Regions from separate parts of the Homo sapiens genome. Here region 1 is linked to region 2. A link is a contact called in ENCODE Hi-C data. All regions are on one chromosome and are shown on one strand. Each heading gives the region's core, a stretch centred on a gene start or an enhancer-like site at or near the end of the contact. The rest is flanking DNA. Distances are from core to core; before and after follow the strand shown.

Evidence for each region. A loop is a pair of places that touch in the nucleus more often than their neighbours do. Pooled maps may share reads with other maps.
Region 1: a map of GM12878 shows a loop between it and region 2 (5-fold over the local background). The contact joins the enhancer-like site here to the promoter of EVC in region 2. A Hi-C loop is called at or near these places in 1 of 168 maps with a recorded cell type or tissue (GM12878), 2 of 37 single-sample maps with no recorded cell type and 4 of 50 pooled maps.

What each region holds. Positions count from the first base shown.
Region 1 is chr4:6,179,213-6,182,292 of GRCh38, forward strand. The region is part of intron 1 of JAKMIP1 (janus kinase and microtubule interacting protein 1); the gene reads right to left. Among named protein-coding and RNA genes, the nearest start is that of JAKMIP1, 20 kb to the right of the region's middle. RefSeq lists an enhancer at 1,567-1,856. Within about 2 kb of position 1,824, at least 5 of the 41 ENCODE cell types and tissues checked have a DNase peak (open chromatin) inside an H3K27ac peak, as active enhancers do; they include GM12878, where a contact is called at or near this core.
Region 2 is chr4:5,709,809-5,712,526 of GRCh38, forward strand. It overlaps EVC (EvC ciliary complex subunit 1), which reads left to right and starts at 1,393. Exons shown (of 21, transcript NM_153717.3): 1 at 1,393-1,746. The coding sequence starts at 1,573. RefSeq lists silencers at 1,352-1,401, 1,452-1,601 and an enhancer at 2,072-2,141.

The DNA.
Region 1 (3,080 bases), core at 574-3,073, 470 kb after region 2:
GAGAGGGTGAGATTCTCATCTCAAAGCCCCAGATTCACTAACTCTAACCCCTAAATGACTGCTTAACCTCGTGGGGTCTTGGTTTCCTCCTACCATCTTGCATGGTGGTTGAGAGGCTTAAAGAGGAACCTAAAGCACCTGCTCAGGTGAGTACTCAGTAAATGCAACAGCCAAGAGGCAGACTGGATGGAACAGGACAGGAAGGCTGAGCCCCACACAGGGAGACCCTGCCCCATCCACCACCACCTCCTTCCTCTACCTTCCTGACACCCCCTACAGGCACCGTCAAGGGACAACCCTACAAAGCCACAAACCCACAGGAAACCAAGCCCATTGCCCTGACACAAACCTACCTCCTCTGCAAAAGGTGACCCTGCTCATTGCACCAGGCAGAGAACAAGGGAAGGGAAGTGGCCCAGCAGTGGCCCTGAGTCAGGCTGCATGGGTCTCTTGGGGTATCACTCCTGCCCCCAGACCAAAAGCAACAGCTAAACCAAGAGCTGCCACTCAAAAGAAGAGACTATTCTATGCCAGGTAGTATGCTGGGTACACCTCATCTCAATCCATCCTCAAAGCCTCCTTGTAAAACAGGTAGCAATATTATCCCCATATGACAGATAAGGAAACTGAGGCTCAAAGAGGTGAAGTCACTTTCTTAAAATCCATAGCTTGTAAATGACAGAGTCAGGACTTGAACCCAGGTCTCTCTGAATCTAAGACCAGTTCCCAGCTGCCCAAAGAACTGTGTCTGTTTTGTTTTCTATCCCTAGGACCAGCAGCATGCCTGACATCCTCTTAGAAGCCATGCAAGAACATTTGCAGGGATAAACAGCAGGCTCCTTCCTGCACAACAAGCCATGACCCTCTTAGAACAAAGCATATTGACAGAAAATTAAGTGCCACTGAATTAGCCCCAACACTTTCATAAACAGCAGTTTTGAAATACCCCAGTTCATGAAATGCTTCCAATATCAGAAAACCACCAACTTCAATTCCCCACCAAACATACCCACAAACAGAAATAATTTCTGATAAAATTGCTACTCGTAACATTCAGAACCCACAAAAAATTCTCATCAAATAGAAATGAGAGTTGTTTATCAACATTCAAGAGAACATAATGAAGCTTCCTTTAGAACATTCTGTGCACGTGAAGTCTTCTTTCTTATTGAGATTTTCACTATAAAATCTTATCAGCTGCTGAACAGGAGAGAAACTTGGAGGTGAGGATAGGCAATGGGGACCGATACCTGTGCTACAAGAAGAATTAAGCACCATAACAACACAGACACCCCTCTCCCATCAGATAATTTACTACAATTCAACAAACATGCACCAAGTAATAAGTCACCATTTATATAGCTCTCACTGTGTAGCAGGAACTGTTTCAAACTGTCCAAATTACCTAGTATTCTGCAGCCCTGTGACAAGGGTATTCTTAGTACCCCCATTTTAATGGACCAGCAGGAAGGGGTGAAGTACTTTGACCAACATGACCCAATTAGCAAGTGGGGGTGGAGGTTGTAGCAAGTGGATGTTGCAGCTAATTCAGTGACATTTAATTTTCTGTCAACGTGCTTTGTTCTCAGAGGGCCATGGCACATTGAGCAGGGAGGAGTCTAGCTGCTCAAGTCCCAAGCTTAGTATAAAAACTTTTTCTTTTTCAACTGCTACTTGCTGGCTCTTGGCCAACTCATTGCATCATTTTGGAATCTCCCCTTTATTAACGTGCAAAGACCCCTTAAGAAGTCCCAGAAAAGGCCCCAGCCATCAGGTCGTTTCTGTCTCACCTCTGCTGAAATGAGTCAAGAGACTAGCAAGTAACCACACCACCAAGAACAAGAAGGGGTAGTCAGTGACTTCCAAGCAAAGGGCAACTTCTTTTTGTGGTTTCTACATCCTTTCTATACTCACCACCCCGTGTGGGCTTGATATGACTAGATGCTGAACAGGGCGCTCCTTGACAGACACCTACCAAACACCTCCTGTGTGCACAAGGCTTTGTGAGATGTGCTGGTGGACGCAGTTCACATTTCTTAGGCTTCCTCTCAAGAAAGCAGTTCCAGAAAGGGTGGAGGGGAGGGTCATGCTGAGAGAGGAAGAGACCAGGGGCTCGAAGAGTAACACTAATTACAGGCCTGGAGTACATAAACCAAGATGAGCTTACTGCCAGGTTACTACCAGGTCACTATCAGGTTACCACCAGCTCAGTACAGAAGGAAGTCCTTCTCAGGTGCAGACATTTGCAGAGTCCCTCAATGTCTCAGTGGCTCCCCCATCCCTTGAGGAGCTCCTAGCCAAGCAAAGGAGACACTGTAACAAGCCCAGGTGATAACTGGGAGACCAGGGCCTATGGGTGCCAGCGTGGTGAGGGAAGGGACATCCAAAGTGGGCTGTGGAAGGGGTGAAATCAGGATATGCAGATGGAGGAGCAGGGGTCAAAGAAAAGTCAATTGGCATCAGAGAGGGAGAGCAGCAGCAACGCAAGCTCCATTCATTCATTCATTCATTCAACAGCATCCTAGTGCCTGTTCCATGCCAGACCCTGTGCTGAGCCTCAAACATGAATCTCACACAGCCCCTTCCCTCACAGAGCTCTAGCCAGCGGGGAAGAAGACTGTGAATGGCATCAGTCACACACTGTGACCATGGCTGTGACAGACAGATGTACAGGGAGGGACCCGCCCTGGCCTTGGGAGGATGGGTGATGCCCAAGGAGATGAGCCTGTGCAGACAGGAGGAGGAGGGGTCTGGGCAAGTTCAGGGAAAGCAGACGATTCAATAAGGTAAGGGACAGTGTTATGGAGTGAATGTTTATGTCCCCCCAAATTGATACATTGAAACCCTATGGTGGGTAATTAGGTCATCAGGGTGAAGCCCTCATGATGAGATTAGTGACCTTATAAGAAGGGACAGGAAACCAGGCTCGGTGGCTCACACCTGTAATCCCAGCTCTTTGGGAGGCCGGGGAAGGTGGATTGCTTGAGCTCAGTTCAAGACCAGCTTGGGCAACATAATGAGACCTCATCTCTACAAAATTAAAAAAATTAGTCAGGTGTGGTGGTGCATATTTGTAGTCC
Region 2 (2,718 bases), core at 143-2,642:
TCCACTTGAGCCTCCCAAAGTGCTGGGATTACAGGCGTGAGCAACCACACCTGGCCCAAACACCACATTTTAAAAACTAAAGCCTAAGCATTCATGGAAATGTAAAACAAGAGCGTCAAGTTATTGCCCCCATACATGTCCCCAGGAACCTTGGAGATGCTTCTAAGGTAATATATAAGAAGCTCCACATAGCAGAGAGTTTGCCCTGAAGCCAGACACAGGTGTAAATGAGACAAGAATTCTGCCCCACTCCTTAATTGCAAATGAGTCACCTCTCCTCTCCAGCTGTCAGTTTCTTCATTTATTAAAAAAAGATGAAGAATTTGGATAACAGTTCCCATCTTGCCATGAGGAAATGATGAAACAAACTAGAAACAAGCTGGACATCTAGGCTGAAAGGACAAAGCCCTCCTCTGCTGAAGCAGATCCCCATGGTGTCCCCTAGCCCGGCCCACACAGGGAATTAAGCTCCACAGGGTAGGTGTGTGTGTGTGTGTGCCCCTGAGTGCAAGTGTGCAGTCGTGCATGTGCATGTGTGCTTTACCCAGGCACCCAGGACAAAAGCAAACATCTAGTAGCTACCCCATAAATGTTTGTTTAAAGCAAACACAGTGATGAACTCCTTTAATTTTTTATCACTCTAAACAACTGTGAGATACTCACTAGCCTGGACACTGCCTGGTTTGTGGCTGGCCTATCCCCCAGCCTGCAACACACACACAACAGATTCTCTCCAAGTGCTGAGTAAATGAAGGATGGTGCAGTGTCCTGGTCCTAGTGGGGAGCGGGTGTAAGGGTCTCTTTATCCATTGTCTCAGTGGGGAGTGGGTGTAAGGGTCTCTCTACCCTTGGTCCTAGTGGGGACTAGGTGTAAGGGTCTCTCTACCCATCGTCTCAGTGGGGTCTGGGTGTAAGGATCCCTTTACCCATCCTCCTAGTGGAGACTGAGTGTAACGGTGTCTCCACCCATTGTCTCGACCTTCCCTGGGACAAAATAAGATTAAAACAGGAGTCTTCGCGTGAGCAAGTTCAGAGGCGTGGAGGGCGGTGTGTTCCCGGGAAGGTTGATGGGTAGAGGTTAGGGGCAAGGGCAGGGGGTTGGAATTGCATTGATCCCAGCGTCTTCATCAGGAGGATGGGCGGAGCACCCACCGCAGAGGGTTATTGAGAAAGTTAATGAGATCATTAAGCTAAATGCGTAGCATATTCTAAGCCTCAAAAAACTTAAAGGAGCCTTCTAAGCCTCAGTAAAGTTAAAGGGGTGGAAACCGGGCCCCCCTCCGGAAGGGTCCGGGGCTGGGAGGCGCGTCTGTCTCTGGGCATGCTCAGTGCAGGGGCAGGGCTGGGGCGGGGGTGGCTGAAAGTTTTGAGCGGTGATCCAGGCTCCTCCCTCCGGCTCGGCGAAGCAGGGAAGGGGAGAGAAGCAGGAGTCGGGAGACTGCACAGGCCAGAAAGTCTGCGGAGCGGGCCGCGCCCCTGGCCCGCCCGGGCTCCAAGTCCCGCGTCGCCGCCCTGGCGGGGACGGTGCAGCAGGCGGCGGGATGCGGCGGGGCGGCAGCCTGAGCGCCCCGGATGGCCCGCGGCGGGGCGGCCTGCAAGAGCGACGCGCGGCTGCTGCTGGGGCGGGACGCGCTGCGGCCGGCGCCCGCCCTGCTGGCCCCCGCCGTGCTGCTGGGCGCCGCGCTCGGCCTCGGCCTCGGCCTTTGGCTTGGCTGCCGCGCGGGCCGCCAGCGCACGCGACACCAGGTGGGTCGGCCGAGCAGACAGCGGCGGGGCGGGGAGCGCGGGGCGCGTGGCTTCTGGGTCCTGCGGGCCCGGAGCCCCGGCTCTGCGACTCCTTGAGCCTGGTTGGGAACTTCGCACGCAACCGCTTAGGCGTCGGGTTCCCCTTCTGCTCCAGGAGGGAGGTGGCGGCGTGACTAAAGGGCATTGGCCTGGGGTCCCCTGCGGTGCCTGTTACATCCCACTCCGTTGGGTGATCCTTGACAGCAGCCCAACTGCGCCACGCCTCGGTCTCCTCATCTGCAGCACCAAGGGTTTGGACAGGACGCTGGCCCTGCTCGCCATGGTGGACAGAAGGACGGCTGGGGCTCCCACGCCTGAATGCCTATTCCTGCTTCTGCCTCTTCCATCCTTGCGGTGTGGGTTACGTCGCCTGGCCTGAGTCCCAGCTGCCACATTGGCATTCATTTTTTCATTCACCCCACAGTAAAAGTTTTCAGGCACCTTCTACAGCCAGTCACTGGCCTAGGGACGACATTCATGAGCGGGAGAGACCCTGCCTTGAGGCTGTGAACCTCAAGGAGAAGGACGAATTGCAAGTTTGCAAGTAAACTATCGGTTATGACACCGCATGGGGAGTCTGCGATGGGACGCTGGCAATGCTAGCGTTTATTAAGTGCTGTGTACCAGGCACTGAACTAGACCCTCTCCCTAAATGATCTCAATGAATCTCCACAACAGTTTGTCTCTGCTTTGCAGATGAGGAAACTGAGGCACAGAGAGGTTAAGCAACTTACTAAAGTGACAGAAGTGTCTAACCCCAAAGCCACTGTGTTCTTCATGGATGAGGGTCGGGGTGGCTGCCTGAAGGAGACCAGTGGATGCTTCCTATGCAAGTGGCCCTCATGGAATTGGCTGTGCATGGCAACACCTGGCATATAGCAGGCATTCCATGAATAGTGGTATGGCCACTATTTTAGGTCCTTGCAACTTCTG